2 separate regions of the Homo sapiens genome follow, and region 2 is linked to region 1. Evidence: chromatin loops called from intact Hi-C (ENCODE). Cell type or tissue: endothelial cell of umbilical vein. All regions are shown on one strand.

What was found. A loop is a pair of places that touch in the nucleus more often than their neighbours do. Peaks named below come from ENCODE experiments on the same cell type or tissue, not always from the same donor. Only the 100,000 strongest peaks of a DNase experiment are listed, where the experiment ranks them.
Region 2: it touches region 1 in a loop (2.6-fold over the local background); 1 of 110 quality-filtered maps calls a loop at or near these places.

The regions. Positions count from the first base shown.
Region 1 is chr3:178,252,761-178,257,760 of GRCh38, reverse strand. The region is part of intron 2 of LOC105374235 (a long non-coding RNA gene); the gene reads left to right. Among named protein-coding and RNA genes, the nearest start is that of LINC01014, 160 kb to the left of the region's middle. In endothelial cell of umbilical vein, no CTCF peak of the experiment used is centred here; a DNase peak (open chromatin) is centred at 2,260; H3K27ac peaks cover 921 bases.
Region 2 is chr3:178,199,736-178,204,735 of GRCh38, reverse strand. LOC105374235 (a long non-coding RNA gene) reads left to right here. Exons shown (of 11, transcript NR_188692.1): 7 at 2,492-2,680; 8 at 2,845-2,977; 9 at 4,778-4,923. Among named protein-coding and RNA genes, the nearest start is that of LINC01014, 220 kb to the left of the region's middle. RefSeq lists a silencer at 2,221-2,515. In endothelial cell of umbilical vein, no CTCF peak of the experiment used is centred here; a DNase peak (open chromatin) is centred at 2,395; H3K27ac peaks cover 370 bases.

The DNA.
Region 1 (5,000 bases):
CCTGAGATCAAGATGTCAGCACAGTTGGGTTCTTGCTGAATGCCTGCTTCCTGGTTGACAGGTGGCTGCTTTCTCCCTGCATCTTCACATGGCTGAGAGCAGAGAGAAAAAGCAAGCTCTTTTATGTCTCTTCTTAGAAGGGCACTAATCCTATCATGACAGTTCCACCTTCATGATCTCATAACCACTCAAAGTTCTCATCTCCAAATACTATCAAGTTGGGGATTAGTTAATAATATATGAAATTGGGACGTGAGGGGCACAAACATTCAGTCCATAGCAATTTCTGTCCTCTGGTCCTGAGGTGCCTAGATAAGCTGTCTTCTTCCTTCTACCTTTCAGATTCCTTTTAAGTTTCTTTCATATGTAACACCCAGGGTACTTAATTGTACTTAGCAGGATAAAAATGGAAAAGTCTATCTATTCTATCTTCCCAGAGTTGAAAGTTCCAATTTATGTGTGTGTATTTGCCATTTGTATGGCAAATGTTTGGTGAAATGTTCAAATCTTTTGTCCAATTTTTAATTTATTAATGTTCCATTGTTTGTTGTTTGAGAATTCATTATATAGTCTGAATACAAGTTCTTTGTCTTATATATGCTAGAAAATTTTCTCTCACTTTTTTCATTCTCTTAAGAGTACTTTTTGAATAGCAGAAGTTTTATGTGTTGATGAAATTCAATTTTCAATTTGTTTTTTATGTATCATACTTTTGGTGTTGTATTAAATAAATCGTTGCCTAATTTAAGTTCAGGCTAATTTTGTCTTTTTCACAGAAGCTTTATAGTTTTAGGTTTTGCACATAGATCTATTATCTATTTTGAGTTTACTTTTTGATATGGTGTGAGTTACAAGTTGAGTTTCATTATTTCATATTGATACCCAAGTAGTCCAGCACTATATCTATTTCCATTTTGTCAAGTCAGTTGCCCAGAAATGTCAGTCTACTTCTGAACTCTCAATTCTGTTTCATTAATCTCTTTTTCTATCTTGTTGCCAATACTACACTATTTTTTATTACCATACTTTATAATAAATTTTGAAATCAGTTGTTACACAGTCAACATTGTTCTGTTTTTCAAAATTGCCTTGACTATTCTCTGTCGTTCATATTTTCATATGAAATTTAGAATTAAATTGTCTATAATTTTAGTTACCACTTGTGTTTATATACATAAACAGACACACATGCATATACAAAAAATATACAATCACAAAAAAAGAGACATTTAGTTTATATTTACCATTAATCTAAAATTGTTTCTTTGTTTACTATTGCAACTTGAATTCGACTCTTCTTTTCTGGGTTTATTTTCCTTTTTACAGATATAAGTCTTTTAGCAGTTTTTCTGTGACAGTCTATTTTTTATAAAATATCCTAGTACTTAAATAACAGAATATGTTTTTATTCATTCTCAAAATATATATTTGCTTTTCATAGAATTTGATGTTGATGGCTAATTTTAATTAGCATTTTGAAGATATTTTTCACTTTTTTTTTGGAGATGTTTGTTACAGGCAGGAAGTCTACTTAATCCTGTATCATCAGAGTCTAGAACCCACACAGCAATTTGAATAGGAAATATTTAATATATAGAATCCTTAACTACCACAGAAAATGGAAATATCAAATAATTGAATGGTGAGAAGGAAAGCAGAATATAAAAAGTATGGGAATCACAAAAATAAGACAGATTCATGAATGCTGGGGCTGAGATAAGCACTCAACAAAGAGACATCCCTTTACCCCCAGGGTTGAGATCCAGACTTTGTTGAAATGGGCACACTAATGACTCACTGTATGACAGATGTTTTGGTGGTGCCATGCTGATAGAACTTGCCAGAAATTCACCCTCTAAGATGCAGAAGAAAGCTGCCTATGGGGAGTTACAGCATCAGAGACACTCTGCTACGAACCATCTGTATAGTAAAGATTTAATTTTACCAAAGAGAAGTCTAGCCTTTGCCCTTGGCTTATGGGACGCATTCTCTAAAATTTGGAATGTCCTGCCTGAAGAAAGTATCTTACCACATTCGATAGTCTTACAATGTGATTTATAGTAGAAACTTTGGGCCATGTGGTATCAGCTTGACTTCTGGAGGAGCTAAAAATGAAGGTGGTTAACTATGTCTCTGTTACTGAGCTCCAATAAAATATGTGGACACAAAGGCTTGGGTGAACTTTCCTGGTTGGCAATTTTCCCAGCATATTTGTACGTATCATTGCTGGAAGGAGTTAACATGGACATAACTTCACTGGGAAATGACAACTGGAAACTCTGATTCATGTATCGCTTCCCTTGGCTGATTTTAATCTATATTATTTTGCTGTTGTACACCATGTATTAGTCCACTCAGGCTTCTGTAAGAGAAAGCCATAAACTGTGTGGCTTAGAGACAATAAAAATTTATTTCTCACAGTTTTGGTGGCTGGGAAGTTCAAGATCAAAGGACTGTCATATTCAGTGACTGGTGAGGGCTCAATCACTGGGTCATAGATGGAGGACTATCTTCTCACCATGTCCTCACAAGCTGGAAGGGGTGAGGGATCTCTCTAGGGTCTCTTTTATAATGGCACTAATCCACTCAGGAGGGCTCTATCTACTTCATAACCTAATCACATTCCAAATTCTGTACCTCCTAATACCATCACATTTAGAGATCAGGATTTCTACATATGAATTATAGGGGGACAAACAAACATTTAGTTGATAGCAAATCATAATTAGTGTAACAACTTTCAGTGAGTTTTATGAGTCCTTGTAGTGAATTATAAAACTAATGGTAGTATTGGAGACTTCCAAACTTGCAATTGGTGTAAAAAATAAAGGTGGTCTTGTAAATTGTTCCCTGATTTTGCACCACCCAAGAGGGATGCCAAAAGAAGCTGCTGGCTGCTGGGTGCTGCTGACAACTGGATACTGCAGGAGCTGGGTGCTGGTGAAGCCATCTGTAACACAGAAACCCAGTAGTGGAGAAGCTGCCTTCATTGCATTGCAAAACCTAGGATCCAGGCAGTGAAGCTGTAGTTGTTGCAGGAGTCATGTTCTGGTGAAGTAACCTGTGTTTGTAGCAGTAGCTGGGCATGTACTGCCTGATGGGAGAGTACACGGAACTCAGAATGAAAACCTCTACTTTTTGCTGTCTCTCCAGTATCCCTTACTGACAAATTTTAGCATCATTCCAGTGGACAAAGGAAAAAATGTAAAGGGTCAATCTATGTTTTTGCATAGCAGATAATACAGGGTAAATTTGAAGCTGAGCAACTATGAACAGATAGCTATCATTGTAAGATTTTAATTTCTGTCTAGGGTATGCATCTGTTTTCTTTGATGAGTTTTAAGTTTTTTAAAAAACAGTCTACTGTTTTACTATAAAGTTTACTGTTTTACTATAATGTTTCTAGGCTCCTTCTCATTCCTACCTTCTTTCCTTCTTTCCTTCTTTTCTTTCTTGTTGACGCTTGGTTGGCACATGACAGGAAGTTCAATCTAAGGATACATGCTTTCATTTAACTCAAAAAATACATAGGCATTATCCTTTTACTTCAATCTTATTCTTTCTATTTATTTCTTCTAGGACTGCTATTAGAAGGATTTAAAGTTTCTCTATCTTCAATGTCTCTTAAGTTTGCATTTATTTTTTCTAATTTCTTAATCTCTCTGTGATACATTTTGAAAATTTTTCTCAGTTCTTGATTCCAAGTACATTTTTTTCTTCCTATGAGCTAGTCTACTATATGTAGTCGAGTGATACTTTTATGACTATTCTTAATTGAACTTTGAATTGGTTCATTTTTAAACCACCTACTCATATTTATACATCTAATTTTGTTGTCTTGAATGTCAGTCCTTATTCGCCCATTAGAGATTTTAAAAATACAGTACATTCACTTTTTGGTTTAAGCTTGTCAGATTATTGCTGTGGAATGTTTGTAGAGCATTTTTCTTTCTTATATGCTCCATTATTTTTGTTTTAGTATTGAGTTTAAAATACAATTTTTTAAATGTTGAAACTTCCTTCAAGATAATTACTGATGTGCTTCAATCTTGACTCATGGAAGCTGATGTTGTGAACAAGCTCTTATTATTGTTTAAAATTTAGTTTGAACCTCCAATTGCAAGTGTAGAGCAGTATTTTTCAATCTTCTTTTTTCCCCCATAGACAAATCAACTTATTTGAATTCATGTGGGAAACTCCACTAATCAAATATCTAAACTGTCTTTATGAAGAAGATAATGCAGTTAAGATTATTTTCCACTTTACTTTTTCATCTTATCTCTAGCAAATTCTAAATTCACATCCTCCCATGCATCACAGTTCTAAGGAAGAAAGCTTGTGAACTATCATCTAAAGATTCTTGCATATTTCGTAAAAAAAAGTTTACTAAATATGTATATATGTTTAGTATATTGACATAACTGAAACATTCTGAAATCCCTGGATGACAGGCATCACATTGAAATATGTGCAGAGAATTATTCCTAGAGAATCATTTCAAGACAGGCAATTTTTCAGATGTAAAGTGTGCAATTTAAAATTAAGTGTTGAGGGGCTAGATGTGCACAGATATTTACAGAAGATTTTACATATGATATTATAGAAGAGTTTCTAGGAGATGTTAATGAAGCCTCATTTCTCAGTGTTACATATTAGACAAGGAAGAATTGCAGAAAAAAATTATTAGTTGCCAAAATGGTGTGACCAAAATATTTAACTAAAAAATTAAGCTTTATTGAATCTATTACATTGATATGTTTTCCCATTGCTGCTTTGTGTGAACATTGTATAAATAATTCTGCAGTCTGTTTAGTTAGAAAAGCTGATGGTAAACATGTACTATTATATAACCTCAGGACAAGATAAAGAGACAGGTGCTTCTTTTGTCTGACAAAGAGAGAAGCTTAGTCTCAGTTTGAGAACTCTCACATAATAAAAAGAGACACATTTGGTCATTAAGTATGAGACTCCTAACTAGAAGATTACTTTCAACTGGTAAA
Region 2 (5,000 bases), 53 kb after region 1:
CTTATCTCCCTTTTTCATCCAGCCTATTCCTTTCTTATCCTACATGGTTTGGCTCAGGTATCATCTTCTCTGGAATGATTTTTTAGCCCCAGCACTCTAGAGTAGATATTCGTGTAGCAAAAAAAAGCAAAATGACATATGCTGTGTGAGATGCGTCTGTTCTCTTGTCTCTCTTACTACCCTTTGAGCAGGCATTCTATATTTTTTTTGTCTAAAATGTTGGTGTCTGGCATAGAGAAGGAATGCAAGAATGGGCGCAATGAGGAGCATAGATGGAGCTTTCCTGTGAAAGAGGAGTGTGCCATCTTTTCCTCAGAGACTGTAGGAGAAGTGTAGCTATGGATTTGTTTGGCAATTGGAAAGGAAATTTGAGGTAGCTCATGCCTGGTATTGATACTGAGGTAGTGGGCTATTTTTTGAGAGTGAATATTGGGATAAGGACTTGAAGATAACATTTTGAGTATGCAATAAGGATGGAATAAGTTGCTGATCAAAGATAAATAAAAGCATTTATGAGAAGCAAGATTCTCCAAGGTAGATTGCAGATGGTAACTTTGGGAAGCAACAGAGGTGATAAGAAAATTTCTCTTGTGATATTTAGTTGAACTTGTATAGAAGCAGCTGACTGATCTGGGACTGGAGCAGGGTACGGCTTTGTGGAGTTTGTATAGTGGGAGCACAAAGGACTGAGGGAATTATGGAGATGGGTAGGAGAATGGTTGAAATCCTAGCACAGGGAGCTTAGCCTGGAGTAGGAAGGATCAGAGGCCAACAGAAGGCTTATAAATTGTGAGAAAAGTGTGGAGTCACTTTACATCCTTGGCTTTTACTGTGGTTAAACAACATAAACTCTCATTGCCAAGAAAAGTCATAAGATTTCCCCAATATGGAAACTGTGTCATCCACATCGATGTCAGAGATCTACTTTGAATATTATGAAATCTTTAATGTAAAAGAAGAATAACAAGACTTTCATTCCATGGGTAGGAGTATAGGGGGAGCTGGAACTAAAATTAGTTCTCACTAAAAAGATTGTTAACATCCTTTAAATCTAGTTGTTCTTTTAGCTATCTGGGCGTTATCAGGAACAGAGAGCTACAAAAATGATAAATCTTTCTCCCATTCAATATTATTTTCTTTGATTTCTGGTATTCCAGTTCTCTTGTCTCTTGTGCTCATTCTCATTGTAGACCAAGGGCTCTGGCTGCTAAATTGCTTGCCCAACACACTGTGTAGCAAAAGATTAAAAGGTAATTGGATCAAAAATTTCACAGGAAAAACACCAAAATGAAACATCTCTCTGTTAGGCCTACCCCCAGGAGGAAGACTGGGATTAAGTGAGCCACAAATAGTACATGACGACCTCACCAAATGCTGCATTACTGATCCTGACTAAGACGGTTATATAATAAGGAGAAGCTGCTTTACTTGTGATGAAAGGAAAAAAAGGAACTGTTCACACTCTCCCATCTCATATGCCAGACTTAATCAGAGAGTTGTTTTGATCCTCATAAACAGGGTTGATTTTTAATCTGGTACTTGGGGACTTTTTAGGATCTTTATAGGCCCAAAATATTCTTATTTTTGAAAACCTCCCATTCATATTATATCAACTAAAATGCATGAAAGTCCCAGATTATGTCAAATTTGCATATTTATTTATATAATAATTATTGCAGTTGTTTAATATGTTATATATATATTTTTTTCTTGAGACAGAGTCTTGCTCTGTCACCCAGGATGGTGAGATCTTGGCTCACTGCAACCTCCGCCTCCCAGGTTCAAGCGATTCTCCTGCCTCAGCCTCCTGAGTAGCTGGGACAACAGGCACATGCCACTGTGCCTAGCTAATTTTTGTATTTTTAGTAGAAATGGGGTTTTATCATGTTGGCCAGGCTGGTCTGAAACTCCTGACTTCAAGTGATCTGCCCGCCTCAGCCTCCCAAACTGCTGTGATTATAGGTGTGAGCCACCGCTCCCAGCCATATTTTATCATTATTTAATTAAAATACTTATTACCTTTAGTTTTGCAACATTTTACTATTTGTAACTAGTAATATATTTTCAGGTCTTAAATTTTTTTTGACTCTTAAAAAGTTCATAGATCATGGGCATTGTGCCTGATGAAAACAATAGATGAAGGGGCCTGATCACACAGTGAAAATTTGACTCTTGGAGAAGATACCATAAGAGGAAGTCATAGCCTCCCAGAATTAGTTCAGGTCCAAACTTTGCACCTAACCCCTGTGACCCAGGCAGGACTCTGTATCTCTCTCAGTCTCACTCATCAGTGCCTCCACCAAGCTGCTTTTCTCCGCATTTGCATTTGGTAGAACAGATAATCAGGCAAATACAATAAAGCGATAACACTTATGAAAGGCATAATAGGTTGCTATGGAAACAAATAGACGGGGCAGGAAGTTCAAGGAAGTCATTCTTTTCCCTTTGCAAAAAAAGATAATATTCAGTCTTCCTTTTTTTTTTTCCACAGGCCTCATGAGGAAAATCAAATAAGATTATCTTACATTACAAAATTTTCTTGCATACTTTATGCAACAGTGGAAACAACACAGGATTGGAATTAGAAGACCTGGTTTTAAATACCAAATTGTTCCCCAGAATGATCTGATCCTACTGCTTAGCCTATCTGGATGTCAGTTTCTACATCTCTAAAAGGAAGGTGTGCTGGGTTGAATAGTGTACAAATTCATATCTGTCTACAATCTGTGGGTGTGACCTTATTGGGAAATGGGATCTTTTCAGAAGTAATCAAATTAAGATGAGATCATACTGGCTTAGAGTATGCCCTCATCTAATAACTGGTGTCATTACATTTGGATACAGACACACAGAGGAGAATGCTATCTGAAGATGGAGGCAGAGATTGAAGTGATGCATCTACAGGGATTGCTGGCCGCCACCACAAGCTAGAAGAAGCAAGGGAGGATTATTCCCTAGAGCCTTTGGATGGAGCAAGGCTAGTCTACACCTTGATTTTAGACTTCTAGCCACTAAAACAATGGGAAGATAAATTTCTGTTGTTTGAGGCTACCCAGTTTCTGGCAATATGTTATGGCAGCTCCAGGAAACTAACATAGGGTGTTAACAATAGAACTTACCTGACAGTGGTTTGACATCAAGTCTAGTGAGGCCTGGCCTGGTAAGGTGGGAATTAGCAGAAGTGCATTGTTCCAGAATCCTGAGATTCTGGGACATTCATTGTGAACCAGCCATATATATTATATACCTCTGTCTGCCTTATTCATCATATCCTCTCACTTCCAATGTTTCTCTATCAGCTTCCAATCACCATGTTATTCATTGATTTGTCATTTATAGCTTCCATTCTTAAGAATCAGTGATTTGATTTTTTTTTTTTTGGATTGGCCATCAGAGTCTTTGTCACAGTGCATTGTCCCAGTTGGCCAGGATAGGCATCCTAGCGTTTAAAAAAAAAAAAAAAAAAGTACTTTGGATATTGTAAATCTCCAGGTAAATGTTAGTTATTTGGATTAAAAAGTTACTTATATACAAAGTAGAAAATGGAAGTAATATGTGCATCCAAGCAGAGACACAGTGGAAAATGTATTGGCTTTTGGTCCCAACACTGCAACTGGCTAACACAACCACGTCATGTGACCAGTTGGTGCTTGCCCTTCCTGGTGTATAGAATGAAGGAAAAGAGGTGGGATACATCGAGGTCACCTCTAGCTCCAATATCACCTGAACTCTGTTAATCTGAATTTTGGGAGGTATGGTTTTTATGAGTATTCACAGAACTCTATTTTAAATGTTGCCTTTTCTAATACAAAATTCACTTTTAAGGTAATTTAGAAAAGTGATTAAAAACCAGAACTTTGAAGTTATAAAGTCCAAGTCTTGAGTCCAAGATTCTTTACTTCAAGATGCATGATGCTACAAAGTGTGGCCAATTCTAAATCATGGCCTCTAAGTGTTTTTACGCTTCTCTCATCATGTGGTGGGGTCTTTGTCTCCTATTGAATCTGGGCTCTGTGACTAATAGAATGCTATGCAAATGACACTATGCCGGTTACAAGACCCAGGCTTTAAAAAACTGGTATCACTCACTTCTTGTCTCTTCGAATGCTCACTCTTGGTATCCAGCTGCCATGATCTGAGAAAACCAAGCAACCCATTGAGAAGTTGCATATAGTCATTTGATCCAAGAGCCCCACTTGAGGATCACATGCCAGTATCAGCCATCGGGCATGTGAGTGTGTGAGCATTCAGATGATTCTAGCTTCCAGCCATCACGTTCCCCCGATCTTTGAGTCATCCATCCTAGTTGACACTGCTTGGAGCATATGTGGGCTGTCCCTACCAAACACTGCCCAAATGGTACATTTTTGAGCAAACTAATTGTTCTTTTTTACACTAAGTTCAGGGTGGTTTGTTACACAGCAATATATAACTGGAATTGTAAATTATTTCTTTAAGCTCCAGAGTCTTCATCTGTAAAATAAAAAAAAAGATCTTTATCATGGAGTTATGCAGATTAAATGAAATGATGCACTCAAAGCACAGAATATCTAACATTTTTAGATCCAATTGATGTTAGCCACTTAATGGCTTACATCTTATACTTGATGTTTTAATTTTTTTTGACTGATATCATGGGCTTTCAAAAGCCTGATAACGCTGGCTGACTAAAATAGAACCCAGACAAGAAAAGTAGATGTGATAGCAATGAGGAGTAGAAAATTGATAGCTAAGCCAGTCATTCTATCCTTCTCTCCCTTTTTTCTGTTTTCAGTAGAATCCAAGAAGACTCTAAAACCTCCAGTACTCATGAAGAGATGAGTTTGCTCATTATCAATCTCATTGATCCTTAGCATCGGAGCTGAGAGGGAGCCAGGATGTTCATCACACTGTGTAAATGGCCTCTGTGAAGAACTTCCTGGGGTATGGTCCAGCTTCCTGGAATGGTACTTTCCTCAAAAATGTGTCTGATTCTGTTTTCTGGGGCATACAGCTGGAAA